Linked DNA regions of Homo sapiens: region 2 is linked to region 1. Evidence: chromatin contacts called from ENCODE Hi-C or POLR2A ChIA-PET data. All regions are on one chromosome and are shown on one strand. The core of a region is the stretch at or near the end of the contact, and the rest is flanking DNA. Distances in the headings are between cores, read along the strand shown. Region 1 overlaps NFKB1 (nuclear factor kappa B subunit 1). Region 2 holds the start of MANBA (mannosidase beta).

Region 1 (6,498 bases), core at 3,163-5,662:
GGAAAATATCTGTGTTCCTTGACTTTGCTTTAGGCCAGTTCACTTACCAGTAATCACCACACTCTCTCTGCTTTCTGGCAGTTTAGAGACATGGAATTTTTTTCCAATTAATACATATAGCATATACCAACTGGTAAGCACTAGGAGTAGATATATAAATATCAAAATACAGAGGAGAAACAAGGCCTTCTTCAGTGTCTGTTGTTCCCCTTTTTGTCCATGAGTTCTCATCATTTAGCTCCCACTTACAAGTGAGAACATGCAGTATTTGTTTTTCTGTTCCTGCATTAGTTTGCTAAGGACAGTGGCCTCTAGCTCCATCCATGTTCCTGCAAAACATATGATCTTATTCTTTTTTATGGCTGCATAGTATTCCATGGTATATATGTACCACATTTTCTTTATTTATTTATGTTATTGATAGGGAATTTAGGTTGATTCCATGTCTTTGCTATTGTGGATACTGCCGCAGTGAACATTAACATGCATGTGTCTTTATGGTAGAATGATTTATATTCCTTTGATTGTGTACCCAACAGTGGGATTGCTGGGTCAAATGGTAGTTCTATTTTTAGCTCTTTGAAAAATCACCACACTGCTACAAAATCAATGTGCAAAAATCACAAGCATTCCTATACACCAATAACAGACAAACAGAGAGCAAAATCATGAGTGAACTCCCATTCACAATTGCTTCAAAGAGAATAAAATACCTAGGAATCCAACTTACAGGGGATGTGAAGGACCTCTTCAAGGAGAACTACAAACCCCTGCTTAATGAAATAAAAGAGGACACAAACTAATGGAAGAACATTCCATGCTCATGGATAGGAAGAATCAATATCGTGAAAATGGCCATACTGCCCAAGGTAATTTATAGATTCAATGCCATCCCCATCAAGCTACCAATGACTTTCTTCACAGAATTGGAAAAAACTACTTTCAAGTTCATATGGAACCAAAAAAGAGCCTGCATTGCCAAGACAATCCTAAGCCAAAAGAACAAAGCTGGAGGCGTCACACTACCTGACTTCAAACTATACTACAAGGCTACAGTAACCAAAACAGCATGGTACTGGTACCAAAACAGAGATATAGACCAATGGAACAGAACAGAGCCCTCAGAAATAATACCGTACATCTACAACTATCTGATCTTTGACAAACCTGACAAAAACAAGAAATGGGGAAAGGATTCCTATTTAATAAATGGTGCTGGGAAAACTGGCTAGCCATATGTAGAAAGCTGAAACTGGATCCCTTCCTTACACCTTATACAAAAATTAATTCAAGATGGATTAAAGACTTAAATGTTATATCTAAAACCATAAAAACCCTAGAAGAAGACCTAGGCAATACCATTCAGCACATGGGCATGGGCAAAGACTTCATGACTAAAACACCAAAAGCAATGGCAACCAAAGCCAAAATTGACAAATGGGATCTAATTAAACTAAAGAGCTTCTCCGCAGCAAAAGAAACTACCATCAGAGTGAACAGGCAACCTACAGAATGGGAGAAAATTTTTACAATGTATCCATCTGACAAAGGGCTAATATCCAGAATCTATAAAGAACTTAAATAAATTTACAAGAAAAAATCAAACAACCCCATCAAAAAGTGGGCAAAGGATATGAACAGACACTTCTCAAAAGAAGACATTTATGCAGCCAAAAGACACATGAAAAAATGCTCTCATTATCACTGGCCATCAGAGAAATGCCAATCAAAACCACAATGAGATACCATCTCACACCAGTTAGAATGGCAATCATTAAAAAGTCGAAACAACAGGTGCTGGAGAGGTTGTGGAGAAATAGGAACACTTTTACACTGTTGGTGGGACTGTAAACTAGTTCAGCCATTGTGGAAGACAGTGTGGCGATTCCTCAAGGATCTAGAACTAGAAATGCCATTTGACCCAGCCATCCCATTACTGGGTATATACCCAAAGGTTTATAAATCATGCTGCTATAAAGACACATGCACACTTATGTTTATTGCAGCATTATTCACAATAGCAAAGACTTGGAACCAACCCAAATGTCCATCAGTGATAAACTGGATTAAGAAAATGTGGCATATATACATCATGGAATACTATGCAGCCATAAGAAAGGATGAGCTCATGTCCTTTGTAGGGACGTGGGTGAAGCTGGAAACCATCATTCTGAGCAAACTATCGCAAGGACAGAAAACCAAACACTGCATGTTCTCACTCATAGGTGGAAATTGAACAATGAGAACACTTGGACACAGGGTGGGGAATATCACACCCCTGGGCCTGTGGTGGGGTGGGGGGAGGGATAGCATTAGGAGATATACCTAATGTAAATGCTGAGTTACTGGGTGCAGCACACCAACATGGCACGTGTATACATATGTAACAAACCTGCACATTGTGCACATGTACCCTAGAACTTAAAGTATAATAAAAAATAAGCAAGTTTACAAGGGCAAAAATAAAACAAAAAAGAAAAAGCACCACACTGCTTCCACAGTGGCTGAACTAATTTGCACTCCCACCAGCAGTATATAAGTGTACCCTCTTCTCCACAGCCGTGCCAGCATCTGTTATCTTTTGACTTTTTAATAAAAGCCATTCTGACAGGTGTGAGATCATATCTCATTGTGTTTTAATTTGCGTTTCTCTAGTGAGCTTTTTCCATATGTTTGTTGGTGGCATGTGTGTCTTCTCTTGAAAAGTATCTAAAACAGTCACTTATCTTTTAAAGAAACTTTTTAAATCAGAAAAAAGGTGTTTATATTTAACCACGTATTTATCATTTGCAGTGCTGTTCATTCTGTTTCTTAGGTCAAAATTTCTATCTGGTATCATTTTCTTCTGCCTCAGGCACTTCCTTTTATTATACTGCTGATCTGATGCTGATTAATTCTTTCAGTAGGTGTATGTTTTCATAGCTTTTTATTTTATCTTTGTTTTTCAAAGATATTTTGAAGAGTATAGAATTTTAGGTAGACAGGCCGGGCGCAGTGGCTCACGCCTGAAATCCCAGCACTTTGGAAGGCCGAGGCGGGCAGGTCACCTGAGGTCAGGAGTTCAAGACCAACCTGACCAACATGGAGAAACCCCGTCTCTACTAAAAATACAAAATTAGCCAGGCATGGTGGTGCATGCCTGTAATCCCAGCTACTCGAGAGGCCGAGGCAGGAGAATCACTTGAACCTGGGAGGCAGAGGTTGCGGTGAGCCGAGATCGCACAATTGCACTCCGGCCTGCGCAACAAGAAAGAAACTCCGTCTCAAAAAAAAAGAATTATAGGTTGACAGTATTATTCTTTCACATCCTTAAACTATGTTGTTCCACTGTCTTCTGATTTGCCTTGTTTCCAAGAAGTCACCTGTCAATCTAATCTTTGTTCCTCTGTATATAATTTTTTTTTCTCTCTAGCAGCTTTTCAGATTTTCTCTTCCTCACTCGTTTTAAGCAATTTGATTATATGGATATTAGCATAGTTTCCTTCATGTTGCTTGTGCTTGGGGTTCATCGAGATCCTTAGATCTCTGGGTTTATATATTTAGTACGTTTTAAAACTTTTTGGCCATTATTTTTTCAAATATATTTTCTGTCCACTCCTCTTCATCTTCTTCTGGAACCCCAGTTGCACATATATTTGGCTATGTGAAATTTCCTACAGCTCACTGATGACCTGTTTTTTAAAAAATCTTTTTTTTCTCTTTCATTTTGGAAAGTTTTATTACTGTGTCTGCACGTTCACCAATATTTTTGTCTGTAGTGTCTAATATGTTCTTAATTCCATCTAGTGTATTTTTTCCTCTTAGACATTGTAATTTGCAATTTCTATAGATTTGTTTGGGGTCTTTTTTTTTCATATCTGCCATGTTACTCCTTAACATACCAATGCTTTCTTCTTTTTCTGATCATATGGAATATATAATAGCTATTCAATGTACTTGTGTACAAATTCTGTCTTCTGGATCTATTTTTGTTTAGTTTTTGTCCTAATTATGAATTATATTTTTCTATTTCTTTCCATGCCTGTTAGTTTTTTATTGGATGACAGGTATTTTGAATTTTGTATCGTTAAGTCTTGGATTCCTTTTTTTTTTTTTTTTTTTGATGTGCTTTTAAATACGTTTGAGGATTGGGATGAAGTTAAATTTGGGAACAGTTTGATTTTTTTGATTCTTTCTAAACTTACTTTTAAGCTTTATCAGAGAGACCAGAGAAACCTTTACTCTAGGGTTAATTTGACATCATTGCTAAGGCAGTACCTTTCTGAATTTTCAACCTGATGCTCCATGTATTACAAGATTTCTTGAACTATTCCAGCCCCATATGTGTTACAGTAATTTTTCTGCCTCCACCTCTGTGGTGGTTCTTTTCCCAGCTTTGACATATTTCCTCACACACAGCACTCAGCTGAAGACTCCAGTGATCTCTGAGTGTATCTCTGTTTGCGGTTTCTTCCTTTCCGGTACTCTGCTTGTGAGTTTTAGCCTCCTTGGCTTCCTCCAATATTTAACTGTGTCTCCTCAACCTCAGAGATTGCCAGGCTCTGTTGGGGTTCCTCCTTCCTGTGCTGCAGCCTGGGACTCTTTAGGCATTAAGCCAGAGTAATTACAGGGTTCACCTTATTTATTTCCCTTTTCTTAAAGATTACTGTTCTGTGCTGCCTGTTTTCTAGTGTCTAAAAACCATTTCTTCATGTATTTTAGATATTTAAGGTTCAAACCAGTCTGTTTTACTCTATCGTTACCTGAAGCAGAAGACTGACTTCTGTACTGTTTCATTTGTTAACCAGAGTAAATCCTTCATTATTCACATAATAAATTAATAAGGATGATGTTTTTCTCACAGGGACTAGATTAGGCAATATACATGAAAAGCATATTATTGACAGTAAAGTGTAAGATGCTACACAGATGTTTATCATTGCTATTACAAAGGAGATAACCCCGTTTTCCTGCAGTTAGGGAAGTTCTATATGGGAGTAAGGCTGAAAGGGCCAAAAGATATAGGTATTGTTTCTGAAAAACTGCCTATGCTTCTATGCATATAAGTATGTCATGTTGCATATTTTTCTGTGCTGTATTAATTCATGCATTCCTTTATCAACAGATACTTATTAAACACTCATATGTCAGGCATTGTTCTAGGGACTAGAGATCTCTGCCTTCAAGGAGCTTATTTTCTAGTGGTATATTTTCTGTTCTGTGTCTTAGCTATCCACTTTTTTCATCTGCCTGGACACGTGACTTATTCTGTCTCTGGGCCTCTGGTATGAGTGCTCATTTCATTCTGCCTTATAACTCCTATTTTCTTCCCTACTTTATCTGACCTTCCTACCTTAGCTTGTTCATTCTTTCCTTCAATCCAGTTGTCATGAAATCTCTTTCTTTCCTCTACTAATTTTTTTTTTCTTTCTTTCTTTCTGAGTAAAAGCCAGAGATCTGGCCCCCTGCTTACCTCTCTGAATTCTTCACTTACTTCTGACAACTTGCTCATTTCACTCCAGCTACATTGACCTCCTTGCCTTTGTTGTGTTTTGAAAACACCGGCGTGGTCCTACCGCAGGAATTTTGTACTTACTGTTCCTTTTGCCACATTCATCATTCATATGTTCATGTCTTCCCCATCGCTTCCTTCAAGTTTTTGCTCAGTTGTCATCTTTTTACTGAGTGTCCTTCCTGACCTCTCCCTACTTTAAAATGTTATGCTTTTTTCTACTACCTCTCCTGTTCCTCATTCCTACCTTATTTTTCTGGATAACACTTATTGCCTTCTAAATTGTATCGTATAATTTACTTCTTTGTTTCTTCTCCGTTGTCACACTAGCATATAAATTCAGTGAAGGTAGAGATTCTTTTACTGCTGACAAAAGCATCTAGGACATTTCCTGGCACTGATAAGGATCTGCATAAATATTTGTTGAGTGAATGAATCTCCTTGGTAAAGTCCTTTTTTGTTTGCCTGTTATATTTATTGAATAGACTTCTTTGTTTCATGTACTTTAATTTCAAAAGTGAATGGCTGGAACATTTTATATATTTTCTTATAAATCATTTTCATTGCTTTTTAAGCTTATCACATATTTTGTTTTATAAATATGTAGCCTTCGTGAGATAAAAGATTCTCCATCCCTGTTTACGTGTATACTTAGATGACAACTCTAATGGTCATAAATAATTCCAACCTTATAGATAACTCAGGAGAAGATGAGATTATAAGTAGACTTTAAATCCCATTCAGAAACCCAAGGACAATTCAAAAGGAAAATAATCATTCCAAATATAATATTCTTCTTATTCTTAAGAAGTTGTTAGTATTTTGAATTTTGAATTTTTAATACAGCTCCCATAGAAAATACTTTAAAATGAACCCGGTAAGACTTCCTCATTAAGACATATAGACACATATGCTCCCACTCCCGTAATCAAATTTGGAAGTCAAATAAGCTCTGAAAACCAAAACATTCTTCCAAGTTTATTGCAGACTCATTTGGTAGTAAAAAC
Region 2 (6,498 bases), core at 1,515-4,014, 190 kb after region 1:
GTATATATGTCTATCTCCTCCATTAGAATGTCCATTAGGGAAAGGACTTTGTTTTCTTTACCACTCGATTTCAAGTACTTAGAATAGTGCCTGCCACATTAGAGGTACAAAATAAATATGAGATAATTAACTAGGTGAATAGATAAATAAATGAATGATATCACCAAGATATGTTTCAAGTTCTTACACAAACACAATATTTGGCCCAGTGTCTACTATAAACGGTAGAATATTTCCTCAAGTCAACACCAAAAAGGGATGTTATAATAAAGCAGGTCGGACAACAGTCTCACATTACTGAATAACGATACTGATCTGATGTTGATGATTGCTTCTTTACTTTTTTTCTTTTTTTTTTTTTTTTGAGAGAGGGTGTCACTCTGTTGCCCAGGTTGGAGTACAGATCACGGCTCACTGCAGCCTCAACCTCCTGGGCTCAAACGATCCTCCCACCTCAGCCTCCCTCGTAGCTAGGACCACAGGTGTACGCCACCACGCCCAGTTAATTTTTTAATTTTTTGTAGAGACAGGGTCTCGCCAGTTGCCCAGACTGGTCTAAACTCCACCTACCTCTGCCTCCCAAGTGCTGGGATTATAGGCATGAGCCACTGTGCCCAGCCTGATGATTATTTTCAACAGGCCTTGTGTTTCCTAAGCCCCAAAAGCCTTCCCATTTCTCATTCCACTGCCATTTGAGACCCATGGCCACCTGATTGAAACCTCAAGGTTTTGCTAAGAATTTATGAAGAGAGTTAAGAAATCTCTTCAAATTGTTCCTATGAGGAAGTTATTTCATACTATGAGCAAATTCATTTTCATTAAGTATCTGTTGTAACCAAACGTTGTTTCTTAGCTTCTTAGCTCTGTAATATGGCACAATAATCTGACTTACTGAAGCCACTCATTATTTCCCATTGGCTTAATTCTTTCTTTCTTTTTTTTTTTTTTTAGAGATAGAATCTCTCTATGTTGGCCATGCTGGTCTTGAACTCTTGGCCTCAAGAAATTTTCCCACCTCGGCCTCATAGACTCTTTCTATGTTGGCCATGCTGGTCTTGAACTCCTGGACTCAAGGGATCCTCCTACCTTGGCCTCCCAAAGCTCTCACGTACCAGCACCCATTGGCTTAATTATTTCAGTAAAATCAGGCAAGGAGGAACCCTACAAAATAAACACAGGCATTCTCAAAGCAGATATAAGTGAAAACTCAGAGTATACTGTGGTCAGCTGTGTTCTCTATCACAAGTAGTTTGTCAACTTAAAATAAAGTACTAAAGTTTGGGAATGATCTACTCTAAAAATACATCGGACAATGGTCAATGTCATTTACAACATTCACCTCCTTTCTGATACACATCTCAGGAAAAAAAAAAAAAAAACTACTAAGTACCAGGTCAGAAATTTGGCACAACCCTAGATGACCACCTTGTCATGCAAATAAACTTAGAATGGTGCTCCTGAAAGTCAGCCACAGTGCTTCAAAAACACATGATTTTTTAAAACACCAAACTAAGCATACCACATAGTATAGAGACCAGGCTATGGAGTTGAGACCACCTGGGTTAGAATTCCATTTCTTTCCATTTAGTTGCTGTCACCTTCCTAATTTCTCTGTGTTCCATAATTCCATATTATCCATAAAATTCAGATATGAACACTTACTATACAGAGTTGTTATGAGGATTGGACAATGTATGCATCCCACAAGTAGATCAATTACAAGTACATTTTGCCCCAAGTAAAGACAACACGTGGGAACGCTGTGCAAGAGGGAACAGCAAAAGCAGTTGGAGGATGGAAGTCAGTTTGCAAACCTATGCGCACAGGCAGCCAAACACGAAAACGTTCCCCACAAGTAGTCTGTAAATTGGAGACTCCATTGGGATACACACACACACACACACACACGCCCTGAGAGGAAATAGCACCTTTCTTCATCACCAAGTTAGCCTTAAAAATTATTTACCCGTTGTTAGCCACACTAGCACTGACAAACCCAACTTTACTCTTGTAGGTCATTCTCCACAACGTCTGTGCTGCGTCAATCCCAAATCTGACTCCCTGACGCTTAACAGCGAAAATAAAAAACCGAGACATTACTCAATAGAGTTAACCCTTACTTAACAAAACGCTGTTGTCCCCTGTGGCGTGCAGACAGTAGAGACAGTAATTCCCGACCTTATGCTTGTCAGTGACGGCATGCCCTTTGTATACACGCTTCAGTAGAGAACGACTGCAGTAAGTAAACTGCTAGTAGCAACACTGTTCCCCTATCTAAACTTCCCCTTTCCAGAGTTACTGATGTCCCAACATGGGTCGGTCGCTCAGTCTCCGTCAAGCCCGTACCCCATAGCTTGGGCATTTCCCCCCGCAGATCACAAGATGCAAAGGGGAAGTTACTACCAAACCGACGAGAATGGCCCAGAGCTGGGGGCTGCCAGGCGGTTCCTGGGCCCCTCTCAGCACCAGAAGAAGGCGGGCGCAGGCTCGCCGCGGGTCGGCCGCACGCCATACCTGGATCAGGCCCTGCTGGAACAAGGCGCTGTGCACGCAGCCAGGGACCGCCCCGGGCAGCTCCAGCGAGCCGTTCCCATTGCAGATGCTCCAGTTGCCACGCAAGCTGTAACTGAGCTCCGCGGCGGTGGTGCCTGCACCGCACAGCGCGAGCAGCAGGAGCAGGTGGAGGCGCATCTTGAGATCCCGCGCCACCGAGATGTGGAGAGATCGAAAGGCAGCGCTGCAAGGGACCGGCGGTGAAGCCACTCACCCCCTCGGAAGTAGCCGAGGCTTTAGGTCCCCGCCCCGGCCCCGCCCCTAGGTCAGCTGAGCGCTCTCCGGGCGCAGCCGCGGGCGGGAGGGGAACGAGGAGGCTGCGCCTGCACCCGCTGAAAGCCGGGCGTCGCGGGTGCGGGAGCTGCAGCCCCCGAGAATAGCTACAGGCTGGGGGGCATTGCGGTCTGAGCCTTCCCTCGGCGCTTCTTCCCGCCGCCTCAGTACATACAACTGGAGGCAAGAATCTTGCACGGTAATTGGGACAGAAAGATCCCTGGGCGCGCAGTGGCACAAAGCCTCGGGAGATCAGAGACCGACTGTACGTGGAGACCATAGCTGGAGAGTCCCCTCACTCCTTCAGAGAACCCAAACTGGGAGACAACCCACCACTTCCCTTCCGCCAAATTTACACAGACCCTCGTCTACCTGGTAGCGTAACACTCACCCCGCTGCAGCTCAACTCGCGGGTCTCAGAGCCTACCCCGCCCTTCAAAGAGTAAACAAGTACTAGCAGTATCTCCATCAGAAGGTTGTTCTGAGGGCTAACCAAGAAAATGCGACTATAGCATGCAGCATGGAGCCTGGCCCAGAGAAGGCATTCACGTTAGCTATTGTTACTAGCGGCCTGCGTCCTTATGTTTCATAAAGCCCCACGGAGGTTTCTGAGGTTCTGGAACCTGCACTAGGCGCGCAGCTGAGTTTAAAATCCTCTGCACTCACTAGCTGTGGGACCTGGGCAAGCCGCAAAATCTCCATCTCCGTTTCTTGAAGTTTTCAAGGTGTTATAAGTATAAAATGAGTAAACATATGTGATCGTCCCTAACAATGCCAGAGTACCCAAGAAATACCACTGACTTATTTCGGGTCTTGTAGTCAAATGGTCTACCTGAGTCCCATTTTTGCAATAGGATGTAACAGTAATCCTAGAAGTTAAGACGGAATTTTACATTGCATAAAATAGACTGCCTTTCTCCTGTGTTGACGCTATCTGCCGTATATTTATGCTTCGGAAGAAGTCCTTGAAAAGAAATTTTCTCTCATCAAATCTGAGCTTTGTTTCGCCTTACAATGGCCTTGGAATTGCCTGATTCTGCAGACACCGGGCAATATCTTACTTTGCAAAGTCAGCATTATTTACAAGCCCTGAATATCTTGGCTTAAAGGACAGTATGGATTATCCAACCCAAGCCGCTGGCTTTACAGATGAGGGAACTGAGTTCAAAGAGATCGGGGCCAGGCGCGGTGGCTCACGTCTGTAATCCCAGCACTTCTGGGAGGCCGAGGCGGGTGGATCACTTGAGGTCAGGAGTTCGAGGCCAGCCTGGCCAACATGGTGAAACCCTGTCTCTATTAAAAATACAAAAATTAGCTGGGCGCGTGGTGGCACGTGCCTGTAGTCGCAGGTGCTCGGGAAACTGAGGCAGGAGAACCGCTTGAACCCAGGAAGCAGAGGTTGCAGTAAGCCGAGATGGCACTACTGCACTCCAGCCTGGGCTATAGAGAAAGACTCTAAAAAAAAAAAAAAAAAAAAGATCAGGTGACTTGCCTGTCACATAGTGGCAGACAGGATTAGAACCCTCCTCTTCAAGGTCCTACTGTCAGAGCCCAATGATGCTATAGGGGAAACGCTCTCACTGCTTCAAAGCCTTCCTCACTCACTCCAGAAGCATTTTTACCTTTGATAGAAACAAAGCTCTCAATTCAAATTATATGCCATAATTCACGGCATTAAATGGCTAGCCATGGTCTGTGCAACACTGATAACACAAGGTTTATGGCAACAAGAGCGGCAAAGGAATTTTTTCATAATTCCCAGAGATTTCATTAAGCCAAATCAGAGGAAAATTCATCCTTGATGATACATATGGATATATTCTGTTTATTAAGAAATATAATTTTTAGAAAAACAATAATAGAAGATTCTCATTCCTCCTTTCATTCCAGGATGCAAGCATAACATCATTTAGGTTACTTCACTTTGACAACAGAGAACATCAAAGAATAATCAAAGCCCTAATAAGTACTCTTCCTAAAATTGCAATTGGCACAGATGACATGATGTTTTCATTTTGTTATAGGATAATTTTTGTCCATGATTTTCTGGTAAATAAACCTTATTTAGAGATAACATAAAACTTCTCAACTTATGTAATTTAAAGTCATGATACCAAATGCAATGTTTAAAATAGTTATGGGTATCTTTAACTTACACTGTATAAACAGATTTCATTTTGATCATTTCATTTGATGCTTCCCAAAACTTGAATTATTTAGAACAAGTGATCGTTCCCTGGTTTAAAAAGATAAATAATGCCCACGGTGATTAAATGATGTGTAGGGTCAGTATCCTGTCACAACAGACCAATGGAAGTAGTTAGGCCCTTTGCTATATGACAACATTTCCTTCATATCTAAATATATAAAATTGGTAAACTCATTAGAACACCATGGTATATACCAAGGCCAATGATATTCCAATCCCATGATATATTACAGAAGTTATAATAAGGGAAAGAAAATGAAAGAGTAATCAGATGTGGAGTGGACATTTGCCTTTAGACTCATAGTGTCTGATTAAACCCCAGGACTGGGGATAATAGCCCATAAGTATCCTGCCCAAAGGTTTGACATACTTCCCCAGAGTTTGAAGCCCCAAATGTTAGAACAAAGAGAGAAGGTAGTGGAAACTATGTACACCACTAGAATTTGGTGTGTCAAGGATGCATATGCATGAGTTTCCTATAAACCAAGAGGACACCGTAGGAAGTAACCAGGCTTGAGCCAGTATAATGGGATTCTACCCAAGAGAGTCCAAGAAGTCAACTAGAGGACACATGGCCTATGTCAGCAAACTGTGTATATATATACATATACTGTATATATACATATATACATATACGTATATATATACATATACTGTATATATACATACATACATATACTGTATATATACATATATACATACATATACAAATATATATTTTAAATATATATAATTTATATAATAATATAAATATATAAAAATATATAATATAATTATATTATATAATATAATTATATAATTAGGAATATAATATATTATATTCCTAAATAATGCATGGGTCAAAACAATAATAGATTTCCAATTTCTGGCCTGGCATGTAAGGACCTTGGAAGTCATCACTCTATCCTAAAAAGCAAGTAAAAAGCTGCACAAATTGAAAATAGACAACTCTTCTTAGATGAGTCAAAGAAGTGAGGTCACAGGGCAGACTGCTGCCCCAAAATTAGAGATGTAGACAGGTAGATACAGGCAATTACAACTTAACTGAGTAGACCACACACACTACCCCACAACCGTTGTCCCATAGCTGAAATCTCAGTGGGAACCAGTACAGAGTAGGAAGACCTGGACTATAATTGACAAATTACTGGAGGACCAATATGCACAAATTTGAGAGTTAAAAACTCCAAGGGGGCCCAGTCTTAGGGGAGCAGCTGTGCTTTTGTAAGTTTGCCTCCAGGAGCTCCACAAAGCTCTCATAGTGAAGATTGAAGAAAAATCCTCTCGTGTTTCCTGCAAGGGAGGAGGAAAGTAACTATTCTGAATGTGCCAGAGATTCTGTGCTTCTTAACAAGACCCACTCTCAAAAGAAACAATTTTACCAGAGCTGAACCAACTGGGGTTTTATCAGAGTCTCGCCAGCCTGGGAGAAGGAAAATACCCAACTCCAGCCCCCCATAGAC

What was found. Hi-C counts contacts between places; a loop is a spot of excess contacts on that map. ChIA-PET counts read pairs that join two places held with the same protein, here RNA polymerase II (POLR2A). Pooled maps may share reads with other maps.
Region 2: a loop to region 1 is called in a pooled map, with 4 times the contacts of the local background. The contact joins the promoter of MANBA here to the enhancer-like site in region 1. A Hi-C loop is called at or near these places in 3 of 50 pooled maps. POLR2A ChIA-PET finds 5 or more read pairs at or near these places in 2 of 52 experiments (WTC11 and activated B cell).

The regions. Positions count from the first base shown.
Region 1 is chr4:102,570,044-102,576,541 of GRCh38, forward strand. All of the region lies in intron 6 of NFKB1 (nuclear factor kappa B subunit 1), which reads left to right. Among named protein-coding and RNA genes, the nearest start is that of NFKB1-AS1, 71 kb to the left of the region's middle. Within about 2 kb of position 4,413, at least 2 of the 41 ENCODE cell types and tissues checked have a DNase peak (open chromatin) inside an H3K27ac peak, as active enhancers do.
Region 2 is chr4:102,758,204-102,764,701 of GRCh38, forward strand. It overlaps MANBA (mannosidase beta), which reads right to left and starts at 2,765. Exons shown (of 17, transcript NM_005908.4): 1 at 2,515-2,765. The coding sequence starts at 2,691. RefSeq lists an enhancer at 2,360-2,709 and a silencer at 2,800-2,929.